Regions from separate parts of the Homo sapiens genome. Here region 2 is linked to region 1. The links are chromatin loops, found by intact Hi-C in ENCODE. Cell type or tissue: HCT116. All regions are shown on one strand. Each heading gives the region's core, and the rest is flanking DNA. Links, peaks and the distances in the headings are about the cores only. Region 1 holds the start of LINC01967 (long intergenic non-protein coding RNA 1967). Region 2 overlaps LOC105377008 (a long non-coding RNA gene).

What was found. Peaks named below come from ENCODE experiments on the same cell type or tissue, not always from the same donor. Only the 100,000 strongest peaks of a DNase experiment are listed, where the experiment ranks them.
Region 2: a loop joins it to region 1, with 2.8 times the contacts of the local background. A loop is called at or near these places in 4 of 110 quality-filtered maps.

The regions. Positions count from the first base shown.
Region 1 is chr3:28,021,646-28,037,740 of GRCh38, reverse strand. It overlaps LINC01967 (long intergenic non-protein coding RNA 1967), which reads left to right and starts at 9,137. Exons shown (of 3, transcript XR_001740553.2): 1 at 9,137-9,232. In HCT116, for the core only: no CTCF peak of the experiment used is centred there; no DNase peak of the experiment used is centred there.
Region 2 is chr3:28,088,650-28,104,744 of GRCh38, reverse strand. LOC105377008 (a long non-coding RNA gene) reads left to right here. Exons shown (of 3, transcript XR_940674.3): 3 at 13,383-15,528. Among named protein-coding and RNA genes, the nearest start is that of LINC01967, 68 kb to the right of the region's middle. In HCT116, for the core only: no CTCF peak of the experiment used is centred there; no DNase peak of the experiment used is centred there.

The DNA of each region.
Region 1 (16,095 bases), core at 5,349-13,348:
CACCTCCCTTCCAGAAACCCACTCATATACATATTGGACACACACACACACACACACACACACACACACACACACACTCTCTCTCTCTCTCTCTCTCACAAAAGTATTTAAATGGAGCCTGAAGAATATATTTGTTAAGAGCATAAGCTCAGGAGTCAGGTTGCCTGTATTCTCCATTTAACAGCTGTATGATCCTAAGCAAGTCATGTAACCTCTCTGTGCCTCAGTTTCCTCTACACCATAGGGTTGTTATAAGGATTAAATGGGCTCATCCTTGTGCAGCATTTAGCACAAGACTTATCACATTGTAAGTGCTCAATAAATGTTAGGAATTATGCTCATGATGAACTTACATTGTGCTTTCATTCTTACAGTATCCTGGGGAATGGATACCTTTGCAGGGACAGATTTTCAAATAAGATGCCCTCAAAGATGAGCCCAAACTGAGCTAGGTTTCCATGTGTGGGTGTGAGGTAGGTAAAGGGCTGTGTGGCTTGCCATTAGTTCTCACATGGGTTCAAGTCCTGATAGCAACTTGGGAACTGGGTGGTAATAACCTCTGTGTGCCCTTTCAAAGGAACAAAATTAAATGTCACTTGCCAGGTGCTGAAACTTACTCTGAGGACAGCAAGTTAAGGGAACTCCCTGTGTTAAACAAAGCTAAGTAAATGATCTGCTGTGATCAAAACCACTTTGGCAAAGCCCTACAGTGCTCCTTCTATAGATATATGTGCATATGTTCCTGTATGTGTTTCCCTTGGCATCACTTTGGGATGGAGGGAGAGAGGGTGGGTGGGTGGGGACTTTGGATGTGATACCGACAAATACAAGCAGTGGGAAACTTGAAAATTTCTGTCCACACGAACTCCCACTGTTTCCTTTTTTTTTTTTTTTTGCTCAATTGTGATAGGCTCTGGTTTCCTTTAAGTTTAGTTTTGAGTTTCAACCTTAAGTTAACTTTGGTTGCAATATCAGTATGATGCCCTTATACAAGAGCTGTGGTCACATGCATAGGGCTGCAAGGGACACCCGCCTGGTTGGGAATGATCTGCCCTCCATTTCCCAAACTTGGTGTCCGTCAGGTGAACCTAAGTCATAGTCCTTTAAACCTCTCTCTTCCAGTTAAAAAATTATCTACAAGGACAGCAAGTGAGAAATTCTTAGACGCCATACATCTTGCTTTTGTGGTTAATAGAGTTCAAATTTTCCATGCTGCTGAGAAGGGAGAGAAATTGTCATGTGCGTGACAAAACCCGTTTGTCTTGTATGGTTTTGGGAATAACAGGAACAAAAATATTTTTCCTCTCTTTCCATTTAATGTAATAAATGGTTCAAGATAACATGCATATAACTTACCACACAAACTTCCTGTATGCAAACATACAGGCTCTTAAAATGAACAAATTTTATAACAAAGAAAAAAATCCAGAAAACCAGAAAAATCCACCACCACACATACTACACAAAGCTTTGTGTAAATGCCAAAGAAGCTACCAAAAACTAGTAGTTGGAAGCTATAGTGAATTTAACAAAACTTTCTGTACTATTTTACGTTCCAACCTTTCATTAATAGAAGATCTTTTTCATTTTTATGAGGTCTGATGCCTGAAGTGGAGAAAGGAGACAGAGATGTCAGTGAACTCCCTATGATAATGCTTGGTGAAGTGATTGCATGGAAATGTGTGGATTTTTTTTTTTTTGCTTATATTTTGAGCTTCTACCAGCCAGCATTCATTCATTCATTTATTTACTTACTCATTCACTCACTCATGCATTCAGACTTCTGGTTCATAGTGTCAGCTAAAAGTTAAAGTCACAGCCATTGGCCAGAAAAAAAGAGAGCTGTGATACTGGCTAAGAGATCAACTGTGACTCCCAATGAGAGAAATTCCTCTAGAGATCTCTAAACACTGTCCTCTGGGAAACATAGGATGTAGAGAATAGCTGTGCACTCAGGGACATCAATTTATAGGCAGGAAGCTTTGCTTATGAGACTTAGAAGTTTCTGCAAGTTATAGATTGATGGTCAGGACTTTGGCTGCTGCTGGGAGAGGAGAAAGGCAATGAGATTCCAGAAGCTGACTGGGAAATCAACTGTTTATGCCTTTTAAATCTACTGGAAAATCCAAATGTCCCTTTCAAGGGACTTACTTCAAGACATCCCTTACAAGGCACCTTCTCCCATAGCCCTGCATTATGAAAGTATGTAAGTCCCATTTGCAGGAAATCTTACACCCAGAAACACACTCTCATTGATCTCTATCTTTGAAATATAGGTTCACACACAACATGTGCCTCAAAGACATAAAAGACCTGGCAACCCCCATGGCCAAGGTTAAGGTCACTATCTTCTAAAAGAAGTTAGTTTAGAGATTAGTCACACATCATGCAGGATAACCTTTGCCATTCCCTGCCCACCTTCTTTATGGTTAATTTCACAACAATCCCTTTCCTTTTCAAAAGTTTTGAGAAAAAAAAATCCTCTGCCTAATTTACATGTATGATTATATTAGCCTTTGCAAGAGTTCTAAAATGTGTCTGAAGCTTATAGCTGGACATTTGCTTTATTAAATGATCAGCTGGAATACCTAAGATCCTTGCTTACTCCTGATTACATTTCTAAATGCAAGGACAGGAATATGGGACCTTCAACTTTTAAGTGGTCCATATTACCTTTTAGGTTCCGGAAATGAGATGGCCCTGGATCTGCATATCTCCTCTAAGGGTGTTAACAATTGAACTGGAGAATTATAAGCCTTAAAGTGTTGACCTTTTTTTTCTAAAATGTGTGAACAAATTTCATGGAGTTGAACTGGATAACAAATGGCAAATATTGGACTATATGTTGAGTCATGCACACATGAGAACTGACAATTGTTAGCCATGTCTGTGGGGTATCATCATTGCAATTTGGAAATCACTTATTCAATGTGAGGGCAAAAAATAAAATAATTAAAAACTAATTTGTCAATGCATGTCTTTTAAAATACTCATTTCTATCTTTTATAAAACTATATTATTAAGCTATTCATAATCACTATATAATTTTATAACACTATATTATGAAGCAATTTATAATCACTATGTAATTCAGATTGGCCAGAAATATAAAATGAAGAAAATGCAGGTTTCTCACCTTCTTAGTATCTTCCCTTTCTTTCTTAGTATCCCTTTGGGTACTTTTACTCTTTTTAAACAGAAAACTCCATTTGGACTGGTGTTTTTCTAAATTAGTCAACAAACAAGAAATAATAAATGTTCACCAGAAACCATATGTACTAATCAGCTCTAACATTGCTGTAAAGAAATACCTGAGACCAGGTAATTTATAAAGAAAAGAGGTTTAATTTGCTCATGGTTGTGCAGGCTGTATAGGAAGCATGATGCTGGCCATCTGCTTAGCTTCTAGGGAGGCCTCAGGAAACTTACAATCATGGCGGAAGGCAAAGGAGAAGCAGGCTCATCTCACATGGCCAGAGCAGGATAAAGGGCCAGGGGAAGTGCTACACACTTTTATACAATCAGATCTCGTGAGAACTTTGTCATGAGAATGGTACCAAGGGGGTGGTGCTAAATCATTCATGAAGGATCTACCCCCGTTATCGAATCACTTCCCACCGAACCCCACCTCCAACGCTGGAGATTACAATTTGACATGAGATTTGGGAGGGGACAAAGATACAAGCCGTATCATTCTGTTTCTGGCCTCTTCAAATCTCATGTCCTTCTCACATTGCAAAATACAATCACCCCTTCTCAATAGTATTCCAAAGTTTTAACTCATTCCAGCATTAACTCAAAAGTCCAAAGACTCATCTGAGACAAGGCAAGTATCTTCCTCCTATGGACCTGTAAAATCAAAAACAACAGTAACATTACTCTCAAGATACAATGCAGATGCAGGCGTTGGGTAAACGTTGCCATTCCAAAAGGGAGAAATTGGCCAGAAGAAAGGGACTAAAGGCCCCAGGCAAGTCTGAAACATAGCAGGGCAGTTGTTAAATCTTAAAGCTCCAAAATAATCTCCTTTGACTCCATGTCTCACATCCAGGCCACACTGACCCAAGGAGTGGGCTCCCAAAGCCTTGGTTAGCTCTGCTCCTATGGCTTACCAGGGCCCGGCCCTCACAGCTGCTCTCACAGTTGTGTGCTGCTCTCAGTGTTGAGTGCCTGCAGCTTTTCAGGTGCAGGATGCAAGCTGTCAGTGGATCTACCATTCTGGGGTCTGGAGGATGGTGGCACTCTTCCATAGCTCCACTAGGCAGTGCCTCAGTGGGGACTCTGTGTGGGGGCTCCAACTCCACACTTCCCTTCTGCACTGTCCCAGTAGATGTTCTCTGTGAGGGTCCTACTCCTGCAACAGGCCTCTGCTTGGACATCTAGGCTTTTCTATACATCCTCTGAAATCTAGGCAGAAGCTGCCAAACCTCAACACTTGCATTCTGTGCACCTGCAGGCTTAATGCCACATGGAAACCACCAAGGCTTACAGTTTGCACACTTGAGCTGTACTTGGGCCCCTCTGAGCCACAGCTGGAGCTGAAGCAGCTGGGATGCAGACAGCAGTGTCCTGAGACTGCGTAGGGCAGCAGGAGATGGGAGGCCTTGGCCATGACCCAGGAAATCATTCTGTCTTCCTAGGCCTTTGGGCCTGTGATGGGCCGGGCTGCCACAAAGTTCTTTGAAATGCCTTCAAGGCCTTTTCCCCATTGTCTTGGCTATCAGCTCTTGCCTTCCTTTCAGTTATGCAAATTTCTGCAGGTGGCTTGAATTGCTCCCCTGAAAATGGACTTTTCTTTGCTGCCACATGGCCAGGCTGCAATTTTTTCAAACTTTTATGCTCCTTCCCTTTTAAATATAAGTTCCAGTTTTACCTCATTTCTTTGCTCATGCATATGAGCTCTTAGAAGCAGCCAGGTTAAATCTTGAACACTTTGCTGCTTAGAAATTTCTTCCCCCAGATACCCTAAATCATCACTCTAAATTTCAAAGTTCCACAGATCCTTAGGGCAGGAGCACAATGCCATCCTGTTCTTTGCTAACACATAACAAAAGTAACCTTTGCTCCAGTTCCCAATAAATTCCTCAACTCTGTCTGAGACCTCATCAGCCTCGTCATCTCTGTCCATATCACTATCAGCATTTAGGTCACAACAATTTAACAAGTCTCTAGGAAATTCCAAGCATTCCCTCATCTTCCTTTCTTTTCCTGAGTCCTCCACACTCTTCCAACTTCTGCCCATTATTCAATTCCAAAATTCCTTCCACATTTTCAGATATCTTTATGGCAATGTCCCACTCCTTTTACCAATTTTTTGTATTATTCAGTTTTCACATTGCTATAAAGAAATACCTGAGACTGGGTAATTTATAAAGAAAAAAGGTTTAATTGGCTCACGGTTCTACAGGCTATATAAGAAGCATGATGCTGGCATCCACTCAGCTTCTGGGGAGGCCTCAGGAAACTTACAATCATGACAGAAGACAAAGGGGAAACAGGCTTGTCTTCCATGGCCAAAGCAGGAGGAAGTTGTGGGGAGGTGCCACACACTTTTAAACAACCAGATCTCATGAGAACTCTATCATGAGAACCACACCAAAGGGATGGTGCTAAACCATTCATGAAGGATCCATCCCTGTGATCCAATTACCTCTCACCAGGCCCTACCTGCAACATTGGAGATTATGATTTGACATGAGATTTGGGTGGGGACACAGATGCAAACCATATCACCATATAGACACGAAGCATACCACATCCTTCTAAACCTATGATTAGATCTTCCTACCCTGCCAGATGGGATGTGCCCTACACTGTGAAAGTATCTAAGTCCCATTTGATGGCAATTTTACTTTCTCTGTGTTCCCTAGCACTTAGTACATATCTTAGAACATTGATTTATACTAGATTGTATTTATACATAATTTTCTGATACATACCATTATATCTCAATTTTCACATTGTCTTCTCTCACATCCTGGTTCCCCATTTGGTGCATGTGTGTTTCCATTGGCTTGTGTATTTCAAACTTCATCAAAGAATACTACCATCTCAATTCCAAATTTTTAAAAATTAGGTTTTCATTGATATTATTGTCCAGTTAATTTATTTACTAAGGTTGCCATAACAAAATACCACAGAATGGATGGCTTAAACAGAAATGTATTTTCTGACAGTTCTGGAGGCTAGAAGTCCAAGATCAAGGTGTCAGCAGGGTTGGTTTCTCCAGAGGCCTCTGGAGAGGCTTGCAAATGGCTGCCTTCTTGCTCTCTCCACATGGCCTTTCCTCTGAGAGTTTGCACTCCTGGTGTCTCTCTCTTCTTAAAAGGACACCAATCCTATTGGATTTGGACTCTGCCCTTATGATCTTATTTAACCCTAAGTTCCTCCTTAAAAGCCCTATCTCCAATTACAATCACATTAGGGTTTAGAGCTTTCATATATGAATTTGGGGCATAATTTATTCCACAATACCTGGTGTGGCAGGCAGCATATTTAAATGTCCCCTAAATTTCCTTCCCCCTGATGAACATGCTTCCTCACTTTAAAGATGATGGATTTTTTTTTTTTTTTGACAGAGTCTCCCTCTGTCGCCCAGGCTGGAGTGCAGTGGTGCGATCACAGCTCACTGCAAGCTCTGCCTCCTGGGTTCACGCCATTCTCCTGCCTCAGTCTCCCGTGTACTGGGACTACAGGTGCCCACCACCATGCCTGGCTAATTTTTTTGTATTTTTGGTAGAGACAGGGTTTCACCATGTTACCCAGGATGGTCCCAATCTCCTGACCTTTTGATCCACCCACCTCGGCCTCCCAGAATGTTGGGATTACAGGCGTGAGCCACTGTGCCTGGGCTAAAGGTGATGGATTTTATACTCCTGTGACTCAGTTACACTATATGACAGACTATACCTCCAGATAGTGAGATTATCCAGGTGGGCCAAGCCTAACTCTCAAACTCTTTAAAAGCAGAGAGTTTTCTCTGGCCAGTAGCAGAAGGAAAAATCAAAGAGACTTTATTTGATAGAAATATGATGTAAAGGAGGTTCTCTGTTGCTGAAAAGAGGGGTGCCACAAGTGCTAGAGTGGCCTGTAAGAGCTGACACCTACCCCTGCAGAGCTGTCAAGACAATATCTACCTCAGTCCTACAGTTGCAAAGAAATAAATTCTACCTACAACCTGAATGAATCTGGAAGTGGATTCTTCCCCAGAGACTCTAGAAGAGAACTCAGTCCAGTTGACACCTTGATTTCAGCTTTGTGATGCCTTGAGCAGAGAATCCAATCATGTCATGCAGGACTTTTGATCAACAGAACGGTGAAATAATAAGTGGATGTTATTTTAAACTGCTAACCACATGGAAATCTGTTACATAGAAATAGAATACTGATACACCTAGGTATTAACAGGTTGTCTGGGCCAACCATAGAGCCATGGAAACAAGTCATTGGAGCTAACTCTTCCTCTTCTAGTAATATAAAACAAAAGAAAATCCACATATCCTCTCCTTGCTCCATTAGGGAGAAAATAAAATTTTATTCTCCTCTCAGACTTCAAAGACTTGTTTCAGAGGGATCCCTGACTGAAATTTTGATCCACAGTATGTTTAAGAAAATACTGTAATTTATAAGTTTCTGTGAGTTTTGTGTGTGTGTGTGTAATACTGAAGTTGGAGGCTTTTGGATTTAGCAAACGCCATTCTGAGGTTTTTCAAATGCAGAAATAGATCAAAAGCTGTTTGGGTGGGGACTATGCAGACAGAGATCAAAGCATAATAAAGGAGGAAGATTTGGGAATGCAAGGGTTGGGAAGATCAGGACTGACAGCTGCAGATTGAGGGCAAGGAGAGGTAAGTTACATGGCAGGTTCTCAGGAGAAAAGACAGACCATGTGAAAGTCCTAGCAGGGAAATGTCTTTGGAGAAAAATTAAATTAAAGGACAATTGAATGAATATATATTAATTTGTTCTCTTGACTGAACTCTGCAGTTCTCTCCCTCTTTGACCCCAAAACTTCAGTCAAAGGCTATGAGACCTTTATGTGAGAGGGGAATGAAGGGCAAGTCTAATAAAGAGGACTGTAATGTTTCCTAACTCAACACTCTACTGATATCAACATAGTGGCAGCAGCATCTCACAGAGACAGGACAAAATCTCAGAGCTGCAGTCAGTGAAACTAGCAGAGGCTCAGGTCCAAGCCAAGGCCTGCAGACAGAACCTCATGATAAGAGAGAAGCAGCCTGCAATGGCTGTGATGGAGATTGCCTAAACAGAAATACAAATCCCTAGGACAAGGTTTCTGAGCCTTGGCACTATTAACATCTGGGGCCCAATAATTCTTGGTTGTGAGGTGCCATCCTGAACATCATAGGATGTTTAGCAGCAACCCAGGTCTCTACCTCTAGCACCACTCTTCTCCCCAGTTGTAACAATCAAACAGGTTTTACACTTTTACAAATATCCTCTATGGGCAAAATCACCTGGGTTAAGAACCACTGTCCTGAACCAGTCCTTTCAGAGATACTGGGAGAAGCTCTGGACATCTGCAAAACATGGAATGTTGACTTAAAGCCATAGGACTGAAGAACTCCAGGGTGAAGACAACTGAGTTACAGTAATATAAGCAGAAATGTAGCGTCAGAAAGAATTGGGGAGCTAGGGGTGGTTGTGCCTTTATGTTTAGGTGTTTATGTTTAAAGGGAGCACTCACTGGTCTCTAAAACACTTTTTTTCCTCCAGGAAATAAAGTTCTGAGGTTCTGTCACCATTAGCAGGATATGCCGTTTGCCCAATTCCAATATACTTTTCCTTTTAAAAAAAACCCTGAGTATTTAATTGAAATAACCAAAATGAAGACCCAAAATGAGTTTCTTCAATTTTGGTTTCCAACAGAGAAAGACTGTGATTTGGTTCAAGCCACTTGTGAGCTGTCCGCCTGCCACGGGTGCTGCATTTATAGCACCCTTGATTAGATGTGACATTTTCTCACTCTGAGTATTTTGCCCGTATTTGAAGAGATCCACACAGGGGACCTTATTAAAATCTGCAGAAGCCTGTGAATACGTGAGGATGCACTTATGTGAGGGGGAGGGAGAGAATGGATTTTTATCTTCTGGGAATCTGGTGGTTTTATTTTATAGGAGCTTACAAAGGAATGAGCAAGAGGAAAGAAGATTCTGGTCTCACTTAAAATGGACTGCGGTACCTCCTCTGCTTGAAATTCAAAGAAGCCAAGGTAAGCAGAGTTGAAATTGTTTTCATGGCTCACTAAAGTGAGATCTGCTTCTGTTAAACTCTAGATTCTTCTGCTAATTACAGTGAAGAGATGTGGATGGCACAGAGCAACAGATCACAATGACACCATGTTTGCTAGGATGCACACATTCAAATCTGTTCCTGCTCACAAAAGATGTGACTTCCACTCCTCCCAGTCCTATTTGTTCCTGATTTGGTTTTCCATTAAGCAAGTTGGGCCCCAGGAAGATAGAATGGAGATAAGGTTCCAATACAAAGCTATTAAAGAATTTGAAGTAGGGCTAGGCGCAGTGGCTCACGCCTGTAATCCCAGCACTTTGGTAGGCTGAGGTGGGCGGATCACCTGATGCCAAGTGTTTCAGACCAGCCTGGCCAACATGGTGAAACCCCGTCTCTACTAAAAATACAAAAAAATAGCCAGGCACAAAGGTGCTTGCCTGTAGTCTCAGCTACTTGGGAGGCTGAGATGGGAGAATCACTTGAAATCCAGAGGTGGAGGTTTCAGTGAGCCAAGACCATGCCATTGCACTCTAGCCTGGGTGACAAGGGTGAAACAAGAAGGAAGGAAGGAAGGAAGGAAGGAAGGAAAGAAAGAAAGAAAGGAGAAGAGAAGAGAAGAGAAAAGAAGAGGAAAAAAGAAAAGAAAAAAGAGAAAAGAAAAGAAAAAGAAAGAATGTGCAGTAGGAAAATTTGTCTTCAATCTCACTTTTGTGTCCCCTTTTCTATCTTGGGCTGGTCCTCTCCTCCCATGCTTGTTCTAGGCCTTCTATATCTAATGTTATAGATTTATCATTTTAAGTGAAGCAGCTCATTCACAGCACTTTTGAAAACCACGTGACTCTTCTTCTACCCTGACTCAAACACACACAAACCTCATATGATTGGATCAGGTGCAGGAACATGAATGAAGACAGCAGTTATGACAGGAGAGAAAAGATGAGCCGGATTCATCAGAAATACCTCAGGAACTTACTTATAATAAATGGTAAAGTATTTTGTTCCTTTTTTAGCCATTATAAATAGGATTGCTTTCCTGGCTTCCTTTTTAAGTAGTAGATGTATAGACATAAAGACAGAATAGAGAGCCCCAAAATAAATCTACATACCCCACGTTGAACTGATCTTCAACAAGCATGCCAAGAACACAAAATGAGGAAAGGGTAGCAGTTTTGATTAATGGTATTGGGAAAACTGAATGTCCACAACAGAAAAATGAAAATGGACCCTTATCTCACACCACATATAGAAATCAACTCAAAATGGATTAAAGACTTAAATGTAAGACCTGAAACTGTAAAACTCTAGAAAAATAGGGGAAAAGCTTCTTGGCATTGGATATCACACCAAAAGCACAGGCAACAAAAGCAAAAAAGACAAGAGGGCTTATATCTGACTAAAAGGTTTCTGAACAGCAAAGGAAACAATCAACAGGGTAAAAAGACAACCTACAGAATGGAGAATATATTTTTCAAACCATGTATCTGATTAGAAATTAATATCCAAAATATAAGAAATGTAGCTCAATAGAAAGCAGTAGAAATAGCTCAATAGAAAAACAAACAAAAACCAAAATCCCAAATAACTCAATTTAAAAATGGGTAAAGGACCTGAATAAACATTTCTCAAAAGAAGACACCTACTGGTCAGTAGATGTACAAAAAGAGACTTCAATAATCATTAGAGAAATGCAAACTACACAATGAGATATCACTTCACCTGTTAGAATGGCCATTATCAGATGGACGAAAGATAATAAGTTTTGGGGAGGATGTGAAGAACAGAGAACCCTAGTATGCTATTGGTGGGAATGTAAATTACTATAGTCATTATGGAAAACAGTATATAAGTTCCACAAAAAAAAAAAAAAAAAAAAAATAGAACTGCCTTATAATCTAGCAATCCCACTTGTGGGTATATATGCAAAGGAAATCAAATCAATATTCCAAAGAAATATGTGCATTCCCATGTTCATTTCAGCATTACTCACAATAGACAAGCTATGGAATCAACCTAAGTGTTCATAACAGATATATATAGAGATATATATTCATATATAGATAGATATACACACACGCATACACACATATATTTACAGAAATACATATATAACATATATATATATATAATGGACTATATATATTTACATAATGGACTATGTGTGTGTGTGTGTGAATGTGTGTGTGTAATGGAATATTATCCAGCCTTAAAAAAAAGAAATCCTGCCATTTAGGACAACATGGTGAATGTGGAGAACAGTATGCTAAGTGAAATAAACCAGTCACAGAAAGTCAAATACTGCATGATCATACTTACATAATCTAAAAATCTCAAACTCAGTGGTGTTTACCAGGGGCAGAGAGGAAGGGACATGGGAAGATGATGGTTGTATTAGCCCATTTTCACACTGCTAATAAAGACATACCCGAGACTGGGAAGAAAAACAGATTTAATTAGACTTACAGTTCCACGTGGCTGAGGAGGCCTCTGAATCAAGGCAGGAGGTGAAAGGCACTTCTAACATGGCAGTGGCAAGAGAAAAATGCGAAGGATGCAAAAATGAACACCCTTGATAAAACCATCAGATCTCTTGAGACTTATTCACTACCACAAGAACAGTATAGGGGAAACCGCCTCCATGATTCAAATTATCTCCCACCAGGTCCCTCCCACAACACATGAAAATTATGGAAGTAAAATTCAAGATGAGATTTGGGTGGGGACACAAAGCTGAACCACATTATTCTGCCCCAACCCCTCCAAGTCTCATGACCTCATATTTCAAAGCCAATCATGCCTTTTCAACAGTCCCCCAAAGTTTTAACTCATTTCAGCATTAACCCAAATGTCCACAATCCAAAGTCTCATCTGAGATAAGGCAAGTCCCTTCCACCTATGAGCCTGAAAAATCAAAAGCAAGCTAGTTACTTCCTAGATACAATGGGGGTATAGGTATTGGGTAAATACAGCCATTCCAAAGGGGAGAAATTGGCAAAAACAAAGAGGCTACAGGATGCATGCAAGTCCAAAACCCAGTGAGGCAGTCAAATTTTAAAGCTCCAAAATAGGCTGGGCATGGTGGTTCATGCCTGTAATCCCAGCACTTTGGAAGTCTGAGGCAGGCAGATCACAAGGTCAGGAGTTCGACACCAGCCTGGCCAACATGGTGAAACCCCATCTCTACTAAAGATACAAAAAAATAGCTGGGCATGGTGGTGTACTTCTGTAATCCTGGCTACTCAGGATGCTGAGGCAGGAGAATTGCTTGAGGTGGAGGTTGTAGTGAGCTGAGATTGCATCATTGCACTCCAGACTGGGTGACAGGGTGAGACTCTGTCTCAAAAACAAAGCTCCAAAATGATCTCCTTTGACTCCAGGTCTCACATCCGGGTCACGCCGATGCAAGAAGTGGGTTTCCATGGTCTTGGGCAGCTCTGCCTCTGTGGCTTTTTCGAGTATAGCCTCCCTCCTGGCTGCTTTCACAGGTTGGTGTTGAGTGTCTCTGGCTTTTCCAGGCTCAAGGTGCAAGCTGTTGGTGGATCTATCATACTGGGGTCTGGAGGACAGTGACTCTCTTTTCACGGTACCATTAGGCAGTGCCCCAGTAGCAGTACTGTGTGGGGGCTTCAACCCCACGTTTCCTTTCTGCACTGCCCTAGCAGAGGTTCTCCATGAGGGCCCCACCCCTGCAGCAAACTTTTGCCTGGACATCCAGGCATTTCCATACATTTTCAGAAATCTAGGCAGAGGTTCTCAAACCTCAATTCTTGACTTCTGTGCACCTGCAGGCTCAACACTACGTGGAAGCTGCCAAGGCTTGGGGCTTGAAGCACCCTTTGAAGCAACAGCCTGAGCTGTACCTTGGCCCCTTTTAGTCACAGCTAGGATGCAGGGCATCAAGTCCCTAGACTGCACACAGCATGAGGACCCTGGGCTCAGCCCACAAAACCATTTTCTCCTAGGCTTCCAGGCCTTTGATGGGAGGGGTGCCATGAAGACCTCTGACATGCCCTGGATACACTTTCCCCATTGTCTTGGGGTTAACATTCAGCTCCTCATTACTTATGTAAATTTCTGCAGCTGTCTTGAATTTCTCCTCAGAAAATGTGGTTTTCTTTTTTATCACATTGTCAGGCTGCAAATTTTCTAAACTTTTATGCTCTGCTTCCCTTATAAAACTGAATGCCTTTAACAGCATCCAAGTCACCTCTTGAATGTGTTGCTGTTTAGAAATTTTTTCTGCCAGATACCCTAAATCATCTCTCTCAAGTTCAAAGTTCCACAAATCTCTAGGGCAGGGGCAAAATGCCACCAGTCACTCTGGTAAAACATAACAAGAGTCATCTTTGCTCCAGTCCCCAACAAGTTTCTCATCTCCATCTGAGACCACCTCAGCCTGTACCTTATTGTCCATATCACTATCAGTATTTTGGGCAAAGCCATTCAATAAGTCTCTAGAAAGTTCCAAACTTTCCCATATTTTCCTGGCTTCTTCTGAGCCTTCCAAACTGTTCCAACCTCTGTTTGTTACCCAGTTCAAAAGTTGCTTCCACATTTTGGGTTATCTTTTCAGTACTCTACTGGTACCAATTTATTGTATTAGTCTGTTTTCATGGTGCTGATAAAGACATACCCAAGACTGGGAAGAAAAAGAGGTTTAATTGGACTTACAGTTCCACATAGCTAGGGAGGCCTCAGAATCATGGCAGGAGGTGAAAGGCACTTCTTACATGGCAGCAGCAAGAGAAAATGAGAAAGATGCAAAAGTGGAAACCCCTGATAAACCCATCAGATCTCGAGACTTATTCACTACCATGAGAACAGTAAAGGGGGAAACCACCCCCATGATTCAAATTATCTCCCACCGGGTCCCTCCCACAACATGTGGGAATTATGGAAATATAATTCAAGATGAGATTTGGGTGGGGACACAGAGCCAAACCGTTATCAGTGGTCAAGAGGTACAAAGTTTCAGTTATGCAAGATAATAAAGCTCTGGAGATTCTGGAGATGTGATGTACAACAACGTGACACTATAGTTAACAATATTGTACTGTATATTTGAAATTTGCTAAGAAGGTAGATATTAAGTGGTCTCAACACACACACACACCAATATAACTATGTGAGGTGATGGATATGTTAATTAGCTTGATTGTGGTGAATATTTCACAATGTATACACATACCAATTCATCCAGTTGTATAATTTAAATATATACAATTTTTAACTGGCAGTTATACATCAGTGAAGTTGAAAAAAAGTGGTGAAGCAACAGGTATAAACAATGGCAGCTGAAGCCAAGACTATGCGTCTGAGTTGGTCTGAAGAAGAGGAAGTGGAGGCAATGCCATGAGTCATAAGAAGCAGGTCATTGATTTCCTTAGCAAATATTTATTGAGCACTTGCTAAGGTGCCACACACAGCTTCAGGTCTGGAGAAAAGACAGTAAAAAAAGTAGGCAGAGTCCCATCTCACGGAGCTGACATTCCTGGAGAGTGATTAAGGCAATGAAGAGGTAAACAAATACAGAAAATAATATTAGATTAATGACGAGGGCTATAAAGAAAACAAAGCAGGGAAAAATGATAGTGTGACCTCCAGGGGTGGGGCAGTGGTAGAGGGGCACTATGGATTGGTGTGGTCAGGGAAGGACTCTCTGAAGAGAGGAGATTTCAGCTGAGTCCTGAGTGACACAAAGAAATAAGCACAGGGAGGCTCAGTAGAAAGAACATTCCACACAGAAGGCCCAGCAAACACAAAGGCCCTGAAGAGGGGTGAGCATCGTGCACACTCAAAAGAAAGAAAGAGGGGCAGTGTGACTGGAACACAGAGAGCAAGAAGAGTGCTACAGAATGAAATAACAATGGTAGTAAGGGGAAAATCACCCAGGCTTCGTAGGTCAAAGCGAAGAAAACTCAGGGTCTTATCCTGAGTGAAATGGGAAGCTGTTGTAAGCAGGAAAGTGACATGAGGGGACTTATGTTTGAAGTAGATCATTTGATGAAGAACAGAGTGTAAGGAAGGCAAGAATGGAAGCAGGAGAACAGGGAGGCCACTGACACTTTAATGTCCAGGTGAGTGAGGAAGAGGTTGCACAAGGGCAGGGTAGTGGGGATAGAGAGAAGCAGAGGTTGGTGTATAGGGGGCACCTTTTAGCAGTTTGCTATGGGCAGGGCTCTCTAAGGAGGAAAGGGCTTTAGCAAATATTCAAATACCTGTTGCTTTTCACATTTTTTCCCCAAAGTTATTGAGGTATAGTTGACAGTTAAAAATTGTACATATTTAAGTTATACAACTGATGAATTGATATGTGTATCTGTTGTGAAATCTTCACCACAATCAAGCTAATTAACACATCTCCCACTTCACATAGTTACCTTTTGTGTATGTGTGTTGAGAATACTTAAGATCTACCTTCTTAGCAAACTTCAAGTATATAGTACAATATTGTTAACTACTGTCACATTGTTGTGTATTAGGTCTCCAGAACTTCATTATCTTGCACAACTGAATAGACCACAGGGAAAAAAATAAATAAATAAACCAATAAAAAGACTCAATTTCAATTTCTGTTGAGAAAGCAGTAGAGAAATGCTCACTCTCATGCATTACACAATGGTACAAACCCTGCAGAGGATAGGGCTTCCTGATGGATTAGATGTAGGAAGAGGATAGATACAAAAATAAAAAATGATGTCTAAACTTTTAGCTTGAGCAACTGGATGGTTTATGATGTTATTGACTGAGATGGAGAAGACCACACAAAGAACAGGTAAGAGAATAAATGGGTAAACAGGGGATCAATTCCAATCCAGTTAGTTTAAGTTCGATTTTAGATGTGTT
Region 2 (16,095 bases), core at 3,567-11,566, 69 kb before region 1:
TTGGGATATGATTCCTTGACTCCTTTACAAATAGTGCCAAGGAACTATAACTGAATGACTTCTTCCAAAAAGATTACTGCATTACTTGAATTGGAAGAATATGAGGAAATAATTTTGCAAATATGTTTTGTCATGATAGGTTCAGAAAATACATTTTGTTTACTAGGCTTCCTTATGCAATATAAATAATTATTTATATTTTTACTTATAATTTTTAATTATTTATATTGCATAAAGAGGTCTAATAAAAATGTATTTTCTAAATAATTACATTGCATAAGGAGGTCTAGTAAATAAAATGCATTTTTAATAATAGAAATAATCATTTTAAAACTTCTGTTTATCCTGAAGGTATTATCTTTTTTAAATTCCTGCTTTTAAAAAATTGTCAGGTTGATGTTAAATAATGCTCAAAATGAAAGACTGAAATGTGGTCCCGTGTGGAAGAAGTATTTTATTAATGCCAGTGGGATGAACACCTCTATTCCATGCTGAAATGCCCTTTATTCTTTCTCAATGTAGCTAATTTTTCAGGGCACAACTCTCAGGAGAACACCTAGTGACGTCAATTCTTCAGAGGAGAATTTCCTCCACCAGGTTTGTGGGATGCTGAGGCTGCTTTGCTGACAGATGGGGCCGGTACAGGTGGGCCCAGAGCCATGTGAACAGAAGGGGCCCCTGGACCCTGACAGAGAGGATAGACAGAACGGTGGGGGAGAGTTTAGGGCAGTGGACAGGGAGGGGAGAGAGGAGGCATAGAGGATTTCTACACTGAATCCAGCAGAGAGGAAGAAAAGCAAAAACAAGCAGATGGGTGGACAGGGAGAGGTGATTTGAATTGTATAACTTGCTTAAGAGACTAATAAAAAAAAAATCTCTGGGGATAGGAGTTCACCGCAGGCAATTTTGGAAAATTGGAAACTTAATCTAAGATTGCCAAAGTAAAGAAGAGTACAATAAAAATAAATATGAAATAAAAGTATGAAAATGAATTGCATATGAACTTGCAGGATGAATCCTCTGCAGGTTTCTGTACATATCCAGGTAGAAAAGAATCATTCTCTGGCTTTTTCTGGTGTTAAACAGCCATTATTATTGCTCTCATCTCAACTGCTTACTCTATTAAAAGACAAAATAGGATTTTGATTGCCACTTCGGCAAATGACATAACTGATCAAAATGAACTTAGAGAACAACTCAATGCATTTATGCAGATCCTATGATGGCAATTTAAAAAAAGAAAGAAAGAAAATTACCAGAGTAGGATCTGAATAAGTTAAAGCAGAGTATCCAAAAGTACCTTGCCTAGAATATTACTTTTTCAGTATACTTATATGTGTGTTTTGGGAAAATGGTTCTGTGGTGAAATAAATGTTTTGAGACCTGGGTTATAAGTCAAACCTTTTTTAAAATTTAATTTTACCGTAGCACTTTTCAGGGCTTTCATGTGTTCTCTTACATATATAGATTTTTTTTTTCTCTAATTTTGATCATGGAATGCTTTGAAAAGCATTTCTTGAGGATAGTTTACAAAGTATATACCCTAGGAAACACTTTCTCGAACCAGGTAAAAGAGGTTATCTGATTGGGTACATTTACAATGGACGTGAGTCCCCATTTGCATTGCATTTGTTCAGGAATAGGCTGACATTGACCATTCAGGAGAAGTCATCTTACACCTAATACTGTAAATCAAAATGTTTGAAACATTCTATTTACAAGTGGCCAGATCAGTGGTGCCATTTTTATCTATTTTGCAGTAGACATTTTGAATTAAAGAGTTAATATTTGGTTAGAAGTGATAATAAAAATATGTCCTAAGCCTTGTTGCCTAAGCACTGGCTGAGATAGATTCTGGCCATATACACAGCTGTACTTGTGTGTTCTAGCTAAATGCCAAGTCTGCTTCTAAATTTTTCTTGGTTTTCGTTTACAATGAACAACAAACAGAACCTGAGCTCTATGAAAGCAGAGTCAGGTTTGGCTTTGCTCACTATTGTAACCCTAACACTTATCATGTAGTTCAAACTCAACAAATATTATTAGAACTAATGAATTATCCCTCTGGCTAATGTTGCATACTAGTTGTAACACATCAGAAAACATAAGAGCTAGCATCAAACAATACTGGAGATAACTTTACTAAACACCAGCAGCTAAAATGGTCTTTTCTTTTGTAAGTTTATTAAAAGTAATATTGAGCACGAGTTACATGCAAATCACTCTGCTATGAACCCTGGAAGATGAAGAGATGAATGCAAGAAGAGAGTGACTCTTTGGGGAGCATATAATTTGGTGGGGTGTGACTTTAATATGGGAGAATGAAACCAAATTATTGGTGGGGATAGAGGGGATGGAAATTGGACAGTATGGAGTGGGTACAGAATTAGCCATGTTCAGGCTCAAGCTTCCAAGTGGAGAAAAGCTACCACATTTAGATTCATTTCATCCACATGATCAATGTTGGATTTACATTGAATGAGGACTATAGAGCTGGTTAGAGAAAGAAGGGCAGGCATGTTTGATGTGGTAACTTCGTTACTTTATGTGAGCACACAGAGTACAGTTCTTCAGAGATGGCCTCATTGGTTTAAAAGGAACTCAGCATTTCTCCTCCTGGATTGTAACAATAACCTCCAATAAGGGCAGGCATGTTTGATGTGGTAACTTGGTTACTTTATATGAGCACACAGAGTTCAGGTCTTCAGAGATGGCCTCATTGGCTTAAAAGGAACTCAGCATTTCTCCTGTTGGATTATAACAATAACCTCCACATTTGCAGAACACATTTTCACATGCCTTTTAAATCCATTATTGCACTTAATCTTTACAACAGCTCTGGGTGATCATATGTTTACTCTAACTTTACAGACAAGGAAATGGAAGCTCAGAGTAGATAAAGTCTTCATAGTTCTAAAACTCGTTGTTGAGCAACTGGTCTGGCTCTGAGTTCTCTGTCCTGAGTCCTTTTCATCAGTATAATCACCTTGAAGACAGGTGGTTTTATCTTCCCCAGAGTTCCCATTGTAGTGCTGAACAAGTAAAGGTACACAATTAATGCAAATCTAGATGACTCTTGTTTCCTTTGTGCCCAGAGGTCAAGTTTGATCATACTTCATATGGCATAAGCACCTTACATTTTATTCCTCAAGCACCTTTCTACACTTAGAAAGTAGTAATTATATTTGTTTCCATTATTGAACATATCATTTTGTGCCAGGGGCACTGCTATGTAGTTTTGATGTTATTTGCCTATCTCCCACATGAATTCAAAATTTCCTGGAGGTAGATGATAGTATATGTTATTCATCTTTGAATTTTAGGCAATTTGAGACTTCAACTGAAGTAAAAGTTTGGCTCTACCTTCCAAATGCTATAGGCCATTTCCCATATATCTTATAAACCCTGTTCAGGACTATAAAGATATCATTACAAAAACATTAATTTGATCTCAATTCTTGAGAAAAATTTTAGTTTCATAAGCAGTTAAATTTTGTGCTTCTGAAATACCTTGATGCTTGGACTCTGCTGGATTATAAGTTTCATGAGGATAGAGCAATATTTGCCTTTTCTATTCCCTTATCTCTAGCATCTTTTTTTCCCTCAAACATACCAGATACTTAATAATTGTTCAGTGAATGACTAGCATTACTATTTTTCCTCTAAAGGAGAAATCTGATTCTGCTGATGCTTTAGGGAAGAACATATCAATAATTACTAACAGTAAAGATTTTTTTTTCAGATGAATCTGACTGTTAACCTGCTATATGCAAATGTTGAACAAAATACATCCTGGAACTTCCCTGATACCCAATGAATATAGAGTAGAAATGAGAAGCTTAATTCTAGTTGATATTTGCTATCAGCCAATAAAGCAGATAGCCAAACCAGATTTGGGAAGAAAATCATTATTTCTGTAATACTTGTGGTTTAGAATTTTGAAGTCTTGTTATTATGCACTCATCAACTTTATATGTACTGAGGAAGTCTGGATAACAGGGACTAAGCATTAACTACGTGCATTGGGCCAAGGATCCTATGGTGATGATTTTATTTCCATGATTTAATTTAACTGGCATAATATATTAGAATGTGTATTATTAGTCATTTGACTAATATCACTCTGAAAGTAAGGCTTAGAGAGGCAACTAACTGGCCTAAGTTCAATTCACTAAATGGTAGAATCTGCCTGGCTATACCCTTACTGACAAAACAGCTGGGTGTAATACCAAAGGCAGACAACTTAACAGAAAGATCATAAAAGAAACACTCAAAGAGAGTGCTACCAAAATCAGTCATCCCAGGTTGTCTGTGCAGATACTCAAGACTACACCCTTGAGAAATTAGAACAGAGGCTACATTTCAGAGGAAAGAGATCTCACTAAAATAGGTTAGTGAAGTCACAAAAAACAAACTAACAAACAAACAAAAAACAACCAAACTGCAACAAAAACAAACTCTGGTGAGGACAGAAGTGAATTAGTATCCAGAGCTGCTTTAACAAATTTCCAGTTTTCAACAACAATTAACGAAATCACAAGACATGCAAAGAAACGGAAAATTGTGACCCATACATAGGAAAAAAGAGGGCAACAAAAACTAACTGTAAAAGGGCCCAAATGTCAGATTTAACAAAGACTTTAAAAGAGCCATTTTAAATATATTCAAAGAACTAAAAGAAAATATGTCTAAAGAGGTGAAAGAAGATGTGACAACATCTCATTAAATAGAGAACAACAAAAAAAGAGATAAGAAAATTATAAAAAAGAACCAAGTGGTAATTCTGGAGTTGAAAAGCATAATAACCAAAATAAAAAATTCACTAGAGGGTTTCAGCAGCAGGTTTGAACTGACAGACAAAAGGAATCTATTTACTTGAAGATACATTGATAGAGATTATAAAATCTGAAGAATAGAAAGAAAAAAAGAAGAAAAATGAATAAAGCCTCACAGAAATATGTAATACCATTAAGAGCATCAACATATGATAATAGGAGTACCAGAAGAAGAAGAGATAATTTTAAAAAAAAAATTGAAGAAATAATGACTGGAATCTTCCAAATTGGCTGAAAATATTAATCTGCACATCCAAGAAGCTCCATAAACTCCAAGTAAGACAAACACAAATAAATTTACATTAGTATACATCATAGAAAAATGCTGAAAGACAAAGTTCTGAAAGTATCAAAGAGAAAAATGACAACACATATGACAGAATTCCAATAATATAAACAGCTGACTGCTCATAAAAAACAATGAGAGTCAGAAGGCAGTGGGACAATATACAGTTGACCCTTGAACAACACGCAAGTTAGGGGCACCAATCTCCTGTTAAGAGAAAAATCCTCATATAACTTTTGACTTTCCTAAAACTTAACTACTAATAGCCTACTCTTGACCAAAAGCCATACTATTAAAATAAAGTCGGTTAACACATATTTTGTATGTTATATGTATTTTATACTCTCTTTCCACAATAAAGTAAGGTAGAGAAAACATGTTATTAAGAAAATCATAACAAAGAGCTAGGTGTGGTGCCTCACGCCTGTATTCCCAGCACTTTGGGAGACCAAGGTGGGCAGATCATTTGAGGTCAGGAGTTTGAGACCAGCCTGGCCAACATAGTGAAATGCTGTCTGTACTACAAATATAAAAATTAGCCATGCCTAGTGGTGAACGCCTGTAATCCCAGCTACTCAGGAGGCTGAGGCAGGAGAATCACTTGAACCCAGAAGGCAGAGGTTGCAGTGAGCCAAGATTACACCACTGCACTCCAGCCTGGGCAACAGAGCGAGACTCTGTCTTAAAGAAACAAACAAAAAAAGAAAATCATAAGAAAAAGAAAATATATTTACTATTCATTAAGTGGAATTAGGTCATCATAAAAGTCTTCATTCTTATTGTCATCACATTACATAGGCTAGGGGGAAGTAGGAAGAGGTCTTGCTATCTCAGGGTTGGTAGAGGTAGAAGAAAATCCATGTGTAAGTGGACAAATACAGTCAAGCATGTGTTGTTCAGAGGTCAATTGTATCAAAAGTGCTGGAAGGAAAAAAAAAATCTCAACAGTGTGTCAACCAAGAGACTTACATTCAGTAAAACTATCCTTCAAAACCAAAAGTGAAATAAAAACATTATCAGATAGGCAAAAACTGATAGAATTTATTGGTAGCTGATATACTTTACAGAAAATACTATAAGAAGTTTTCAGGCTGAAAGCTATAATTCCAGATGGTCATTTGAATCCATTTTTAAAAAGTACCAATAAAGGCACTATTAAAAGACAGTATAAATGTATATTTTCTTTCTTTCAATGTCTTCAGTGATTTAAAAAGTAGTTTAATAAAACTATATAATTAAACTGTTGAGCCTAAAACATAAAGATATAATATACTTGACAATTAACATTACAAAGTAGGCGAATGATAGTAAAGGTGTATGGAAGTAAGAAAATGACACCAGATGGTAACTTGAATCCACAGGAACAAATTAAAATAACAAGAAACATTTCAAAAGAAGGTTAGTATAACAAACTGTAAACATATATTTGTTCTCCTTTCTTTCCTCAGCTTCTTTAATAGACATAAAGTTATATAAAGTAATAATTATAATAATGTATTGTTTGGTTTGTAATATATATGGATGTAATATATATGTAACAATAGCACAAAAAAAGGGGAAAGGGAATGGAGCTCTATGGGAGTAACATTTCTTTATCTCTCTGGAATCGAGACAATATATATCTTAAGTAGGTTATGGTAAGATGTATATGTTAAGCTCAAGAACAACCCCTAAGAAAATAAGTTAAAAGCTGTAGTTGGAACACCTGGACACAGGAAGGGGAACATCACACACCAGGGCCTGTCATGGGGTTGGGGGAGGGGGGAGGGAAAACATTAGATCTACCTAATATAAATGACGAGTTAATGGGTGCAGCACACCAACATGGCACATGTGTACGTATGTAACAAATCTGCACGTTGTGCACATGTACCCTAGAACTTAAAGTATAATAAAAATAAAATAAATAAATAAATTACAACTCCAAAAAAATTATAGGAATTAAAATGTTACAGTAGAAAATATGCATTCAGTGCAAAACACAATAGTAAAAGAGGAAAGGAGGAAAAAGCCAGAAGACATATAGAAACCAAAAAGCAAAATGGCTGGCATAAATCTAACTATATCAACAAAAACATTAAATGTGAATAGATTAAACAACCCAATCAAAAGGCAGAAATAGACTGGGTATAAAAACATGATCCAATTATAATGTCATCAATAGGAGACAAAATTTAGATACAAAGACACAAATAGTTGAAAGTAAAAGGGTGGAAAAAGATTGATCATGTACACAGCAGCCACATGAAAGCTTGTGTAGTTATAATAATATTTTTAAAAGAGGTTTAAAATGCTACTACAGATAGAGAAGAACATGAGATAATAATTAAAGAGTTAATCCATCAGGAAGATATAATAATAATAATAATAAACATTCATAGACCTAACAGCAAAACCTCAAAATAAACAAAGCAATCTCTGACAGAATTTAAAGTAGAAATGCACAATTCAACAATAATAGTCGAAGACTTCAACACTCCACTTTCAATAATGGATAAAACAACTAAGCAGAAGATCAATAAGGAAATAGAAGATCTGAAAAACACTACGAATAAACTACAATCTATGTCTATCGAACACTCTACTTAACAGGATTAGAACACACATTCTTCTCAAGTGCACATGGAAAATTCTCCAGGATAGACTCTATGCTAGGCCATAATGCAAATCTCAATACTTTTAAAAGAATTGGAATCATACAAAAGATGTTCTTCGATAACAGTGGCATGAAAGTAGATATTAATAATGGAAAGACAATAGGGAAAATCACAAATATGTGAAAATTAAGCAACACTCTCCTAAATAACCAATAGGTCTAAAAAGAAATCTTAAGAAGTTAGAAAATTCTTTGAGGTTTAGAAAATAAATACAAAACACATAAAACTTATGGGATGCAGCTAAAACAATGCCAAGAGAAAATTTTATAGCACTAAATGTTTAGATTAGGAAAGAAAAAAAGTCTCAAATCAATAACAAAGTTCCACCTCAAAAAGCTGAAAAAAAGAGAACAAATTAAATCCAAATCTAGCAGAAGAAAAGCAATAATAAAAATTAGAATGAAATTAATAAAATGGGAAATAGAAAAGCAACAGAGAAAAATCAGGAATAATAAAGATTAGAATAAAATTAATAAGATGGGAAATAAAAAAAGGAGAAAAATCAACAAAACCAAACTTGGTTATTTCAGGAGACCAATGAAATTGACAAACTATTGGCTAGACTGACAAAAGGGAAAAAATAGAATACTCAAGTTGCTAAAATCAGGAATAAAGAAGGGAATATTGCTATTAATTTTACAGAAATAAAAAAATGGATTAAAAAGAACAGTATGAGGAAATGTATACCAACAAATTAGATAATCTAGATGAAATGAATAAGTTCCTAGAAAGACAAACTACATAAACTTTTTCAAGAATAAACAGAAGATCTGAGTATATTTATAAAAAAATAGAGATATGATTAGTCAACAAAACACTTTCTGCAAAGAAAAGCCATGGCTCATATCAGTTTACTAGTGAATTCTACCAAATGTTTACAGAAAAATTAATAATAATCTTTCAAAAAATAGAAAAGAAATCAGGCATGGTAGCTCATGCCTGTAATCCCAGCACTTTGCAAAGCTGAGGTGAGTGAACCACTTGAGCCTAGGAGTTCAAGACCAGCTTGGGCAACATGGTGAAACTCCATCTCTACAAAAAATACAAAAAATTAGCTGGGCATGGTGGCATGTGCCTTTAGTTCCAGCTACTTGGGAGGCTGAAGTGGGAGAATCACCTGAGCCCAGGAGGTTGAGGCTGTAGTGAGCCATAATGGTGCTACTGCTCTTCAGCCTGGGTGACAGAGTGAGACCCTGTCTCAAAAAAAAAAAAAAAAGAAGAAGAAAAAAGAAAAGAAAATAAAGTATACTTCACAATCCATTCTGTGAGGTTAATATTACTCTGATTTAAAACAAAACAAAACAGGTTAAGAAAATGTGGCACATATACACCATGGAATACTATGCAGCCATAAAAAAGGATGAGTTCATGTCCTTTGTAGTGACATGGATGAAACTGGAAACCATCATTCTGAGCAAACTATTGCAAGGACAGAAAACCAAACACCACATGTTCTCACTCATAGGTGGGAATTGAACAATGAGAACACTTGGACACAGGGCAGGGAACTTCACACACCAGGGCCTGTCATGGGGTGAGGGGGGTGGGGGAAGGATAGCATTAGGAGAAATACCTAATGTAAATGATGAGTTAATGGGTGCAGCAAACCAACATGGCACATGTATACGTGTGTAACAAACCTGCACATTGTGCACATGTACCCCAGAACTTAAAGTATTAAAAAAAAAACAACATGTTAAGACATCACAAGAAAATAAAATTACAGACCAACATCTCTTATAAACATACATGGCAAAAATCCTCAACACAATACTAGCAAACCTAATCCTGCAACATATAAAAACATTACATACCATGACTAAGTGAGATTTATCCCAACAATGTAAGTTTGAATTAGCATCTGATAATCAATAATGTAATAAACATATTAATACAATAAAGTACTAAAACCACATAATCATCAGATTACAGCAAAAGTATTTGACAAAACTTGTACCACTTCATGATAAAAATACAACAAACTAAGAGTAGAAAGAAACTTTCTGAATCTAATAATTTAGATCTACAAAAATTCACAATAATATCATACTTGACAGCAAGAAACTGAATGGCTTTCTGCTAAAATCAGGAGCAAGACAACAGTATGTGCTGTCATCCCTTCTATTAAAATTTTACTGGAGTTTCTGAAACCACCTTTGCAAAATTTGTAATAGTGAGAAAATTATGTCATGAAAGAGATCTGATCTAACCAAGTCTCCGGCCTTTAACCTCCAAACTGTTTTCAGGCTTTTCTGGGCTTGGGCCAAGCTAACTTTGGGAGAAATTTAGTTTATAGTTTAAATAATAATGGCCCTTCCCCCAAACTAAACCACCTTTGTAAAGCTAATAAAAGACCATCAGGTTAGAAGTATGACAGTAGCCGGAATTCTGCTAAGGTGTAGATATAAAAAATTAGCAGCCTTTATTCCAGAGGTCACAAGATTTGCAACTTCCCCAATTATCCCTGCAGATAACATCGCTATTGCAGAACCTAAGATTAGCCTTTTGAGATGTCATTTCCAGTTTTTGCATTTATGACCACCAGTAGCTCCACTTGAGCCAGCCCTGTGGTCCCACCCAGAAGTGGACTCAGCACATGAGAACTATTTTCCATATCCTTATGATTGCACCCCCAGCCAATCAGCAGCACCTATTCACTTGCCCACCAAACTAGCCATTTCAGAAAGGTTGATTTTCAATTTTCAGAAAGGTTGATCTGAATAATAATAAAACTCTAGTCTCCTGTTCAGCCAGCACTGTTTGAATTAAACTCTTTCTCTATTGCAATTCCCCTGCCTTGGTAAGTAGGCTCCATCTGGGCAGTAGGCAAAAATGAACTCATTGTGTTATTGGAAAGGGGACCAGATCCAGACCCCAAGAGAGGGTTCTTGGATCTCGCACAAGAAAGAATTCAGGTTGAGTTTGTAAAGTGAAAGCAAGTTTATTAAGAAAATAAAGGAATAAAAGAATGTCTACTCCATAGACAGAGCAGCACCAAGGGTTGCTGGTGGCCCATTTTTATGGTTATTTCTTGATTATGTGCTTTAAAGGGGGTGGATTATTCATGTCTTTCCTTTTTAGACCATATAGGGTAACTTCCTGACATTGCCATGGCATTTGTAAACTGTCATGGTGCTGGTGGGAGTGTAGCAGTGAGGATGACCAGAGGTCACTCTCATCACCATCTTGGTTTTGATGGGTCTTAGCTGGCTTCTTTACTGCAACCTGTTTTATCAGCAAGGTCTTTATGACCCATATCTTGTGCCAACCTCCTATCTCATCCTGTGACTTAGAATGCCTGTCTAGGGATTCAGCCCAGTAGATCTCAGCCTCATTTCACTCAGACCATATTCAAGATGGAGTTGCTCTGGTTCAAACGCCTCTGACCATTGGGCAGTTACATTTCTAGTCAGGGAAATTAGGAAGGAAAATGAAATAAAAGGCATCTAGAAAGAAATTAGTGAAACTATAATTGCAGATGACATAATCTTGAATATGAAAAATCCTAAGGATTTCACTAAAACTATTATAATGAATAAAGTTCAGCAAAATTGAAAGACACAAGATCAACATACAAAATTAATTGTACTTCTATATACGTGGCATGAACAATCAGAAAATAAAATTAAGAAAACATTTTGAAAGAAACTTAAGAAGGCCTAAATAAATGGAAAGACATCTTGTGTTCAAGGATTGAAAGACTTAATATTATTACTATTGCAATACTCCCCAAAGTGACCTACAGATTCAACACCATTTCCATAAAAATCCTAACTAATTTTGCCAAAATTGACGAGGTGACCCCAAAATTCACATAAAAATGTAAATCATCCAGAATACTCCTCCTCCTCTCAAAAAAAAATATTTAAAAAGGTAAAACAAAGTTTTTGTCACAAATGGTGCTGGGGCAACTGTATATCCATGGGAAAAGAATGAAATTGAGTCCCTACCTCACACCACATACAAAAGTTAACTCAAAGTGGATCAAAGACTTTACCTCTGTGATCTTTCTCCCAAAAATTCATATCCCAGTCTAATCATGAGAAAATACCAAATTCTAATATAGAGGCATTCCTACAATGTACCTGACCAGTGCTCTTCAACACTGTCAGGTCATCAAAAACAGGGAAAGCCTGAGGAACTGTCATAGCTAAGAGGAGCCTAAGGTGCATGACAACTAAATGTCATCTGGTATCCTGGATGGGAACTTGGGACAGAAAAAGGACATTAGGTAAAAACTAAGAAAATCTGAGCAAGCTATGACATTTAATTAATTGTAATTTATCAATACTTGTGGACTGTGGACTTGTGGCTTCTCCATGCAATGTAGTTGGATTTCTTATGTGGCGATTGAGAATTTCAATAGTCAAAGGCAGAAGATTCCAGTCCTCTTAATGGCTAGGTCTGAATTAGGTACAGTGACACTTTGGTTGTAATCCATTTGTCAAAGCAGTCAGTGATTCAAGGAGAGAGGAATGGACCTTCTTCTCTACCTAGCTATTTTTAACCTGCTGTAGCTCTCATCTCCTGCTGGACATAATATCACAGACTCTTACAATTACAGCCCATCAACCATCCTCCTATGAAGTTCTCTTTCTATTAAAGATAAAAATTAATCTCGATTATTTTCCTCCCACACTTGACATTATCTATTATCTGACTTCTATCTGTGCAATACACATGGGCTTTGTAACATAACTTTTCACAATCTAGCACCACTTTGTATTCTAAACCTCACTTCCAGTACTCCTCTGTAAGAAGCTATACCAGTCTCAGAACATACCTTATCATTTCAGGACTCCAGGCCATGCACATGTTTTTTCCTCTGCTAGAAACAATACATTCTCTTTGCCCAACCCCCACCCCACCTCCCCTTTCTCTCTCTCTCTTTCTTTCTGTGCCTTCTTGACTTCCCTAGGCAGAGGTGGTCTGTCTTAGTGTGGGCTGCAATAATAAATTACCATAGACTGGATGGCTTAAATGACAAACATTTATTTCTCACAGTTTTGGAGGTGAGAAAGTCCCAAGATAAAAGTTCCGGCAGATTTGGTGTCTGATGAGGACCCACTTCCTGGTTTGTAGATGGCCACCTTCTTGTTGTAGCCTCACATGGCACAGAGCAGAAAGAAAGAGCTCATGTCTCTTATTTTCGTAAGGGCACTAATCCCATTCATGAGGGTTCCACTCTCATGACCTAATTACTTCCCAAAGGCCCCACCTTCAAGTATCATCAAATTGGGGATAAGTTTCAACATATGAATTTTGGAGTAGACACATTCAGTCCACAGCAGAGTCTCTTTAGCAATCTGAGTGTCCACAGAATTCTGCTCATTTCTTATAGCTTTTGTCATATTGTGTGGTGTTTTATCTGTTCTCTCTCTCTCTCTTTCTCCTCCTCTCTCTCTGGACTATACAACCTTCAAGGGCTGAGAAAAATTCTAATTCATTTTTCTATTCCTAGTGTTTTAGCACAGTAACTAGCATATAGATCATAATTACATCTATTAAATGAACAAATTACAGGAAAAAAAACCCGGATGGAATATGGTAGCAAAAAAGCTGGGTACTCCCAATAACTTGACATTTTTTATTCTTTTCCTGCAGGTATCAATGGTGAGCAGAAGAGGAGCAGGGAATGATGAAAGACCACACATTCTCCAAAAGTCACTAAGCACTGTCTGCAGATGGAACATTCATATTTTCACATAGTATAAGTCATATGATCTTTGATCCTCCATGTATTGCTATCCAGCCATTTACTTTAGAATGTCAGCCTTTATACTGATATCACACACATGTTGTAAAATGTAGTGAAGATAAACGGGTGAAGTTAAACTTACAATGCTTTTGCTGTTATCCATAAAAATGCAATAGGTATTGCATAGAATTAGTTACAAGCACAAAACTGTGATACCCTATATGCCCCTGTTACAAGAAAGTTGTCATTTTACATTATGGGTATTTATTCGATATTTTCATAGTTTAATTACTAACAAAGCATTAATAATGCCAGATTGTGCTGACAAACATTGCAGTCTCTGAATAGGAGAAAGAATATATTCTTTGCACCATTATACAATGATTTAGAACTTTAATAGTGTGCTGGGGAAAAAACATGTATCTGTAACCTGAAATAGTTGTTTTACCTCCCTGAGTACAAAATATGTCACACATTCTCTCCTAAATGTATTCTCTATTTTTACCAGTCATTTTGTTGCTAAAATGTAAGATATGGGGATGGGATGTGGGTGATTGTCTCCGTCCTTTTGGGCTTCTATAACTAAAATACCTTAGACTGGGTAATTTATAAACAACAGGAATTTATTTCTCACAGTTCTGGGGGCTGGAAAGTCCAAGATCAAGGCTGTGGTGGGGTTTGGCTGGCGAGGGCTCCATCCTTCTTGCTATATCTTCACATGGTGGAAGGAGCAAACAAACTCCCCCAGCCCTCTTTTACAAGGGCACTAATATTATTTGTGAGGGCTCCACTCTCATGACTTAATCACCTCCCCAAAGACCCTACTTCTTAATACTAACACATTGGGGATTAATCTTCAACATATGAATTTTGGAGGAACACAAACATTCAGACCATAGCAATGTTTATTGGGGTGAATGCTCATTTAACTTTTCCCAGAACAATCCCTGTTAAGTCTGCTAACCTCCTGTAGTTAATGATAAAATTTCCTTCATTTTCCGAAGTGTTCTTGTTTGGATTATAAATTATGTAATTACCCTAATGACAATTAACTAGACATTTTTTTTCTTACTGTATAGCACCAGTATGGGCAATTGCAGTGGCTTTCAAACTTGACTACAACTCAGGGAGAAATACATTTTTCATCATAACGTAGTACACACACACACACACACACACACACACACACACGCACACACACACACACATACACTAGATAAAGCAAAAGCTTTAGGAAATGGTACTTGGATATTTTCAAATATATTTTAGTCTGTTTTTTAATTAAAAATCTCTAGTCATGATACATTAAATTGACTTATTGACCCACAGCTTGAAAAAACACCAATATTTTGGATGTGTTTTAAGGTCATAGAACACGCCTTCTGATTTTTTTCCTTCCCTAGGTAATCCTATGCAAGTTGCCAATCTTCTCTAAACAACACTCTTCTTCATCTATAAAGTAAATATTAATACCTACCTGAAGGTGGCAGAGAGAGTTAACTGAGATAATTTGGTTAATGAGCCTGAAATCTAGTCAACACTTACTAAAGGTAATTTCTTCTCCTCTCTTCCGCTTCTAAACCAACAGGACACAGCTGAAGTTCACAGGTTTGTAAAAGTGAAAAAATATTTTTCTTAACCCCCTGACCTCTAAAGTTTGGTCAGAGTGTTTAGCCACTGATAAAACATCTTTAAGCACTGTTACTTCTATGTTCAACTAAAAGAGTCACTTTTCAGTAATTTCCGGTCAAGCCCATCACAATAGCACTTGCAGCTTCTCAAAAGAAAAGAAAGAAAGAGAGAGAAAGAAAGGAAGAAAGAGAATTGAAGGAGGAAAGAAGGAAAAAAATCATGATGAAGATTTTAAAACATGTCTTATTGAGGGATGGGATGGTGAGGAAGTTGATTATAGTGATGGATGTGACAGACAGGGCCCGTACTTCTGTTTCTGTTCTCAAACTAACAGTTTTCACACATAACCGTTTTCACACATAACACATTAGTAGAATTTCTTTTGAATATTTGCCTTGGAAATAAAACAATAATAATATAGCATTTATTATATTTATTATATATAGAGTGTGTGTGTGTGTGTGTCTGTGTGTGTGTGTATCCCACATGTCCACATGAGAAATAATGAAAGAAGATGGAGCCCAAGTAAGAGAGTCCTGATGCCCCATAATGCAGAGAGACAAAGAAGTGATGAAATCAAGTACTCTACCTCTGGGCCGCCAGAATCCAGGCCTGGTTCCAGAGTCCTCTGGTTTTCACCGTGTTGGGGTGGGGCCTCCCCGGGTGCACAGCTTTTCTGCACTGGTTGGCATCTACTGAACCTTAGGTGATCACAGCAGTGGTAAAGACAAGCCAGCTTCCGTCTTTCCATAGTTTGTTCCCCTGTACTTCAGGAGGGAGGGGAGCCCCTCTATGGAATGCAATACACACTAGGCATCCTATCACTATGTAAGAACTCATCTTGCTCCCTCATTTCACATTACATCTTTGACTGTCTTGCTCAGTTGTTTCACCTTGGCTAGTTTTTACTCTTTGGCGAGTACTCTCACAACTCTCTTGTAGGCAGGAGCCCATTTTCTTTTTCTGAGTACTCTGGACTCCTTGCAT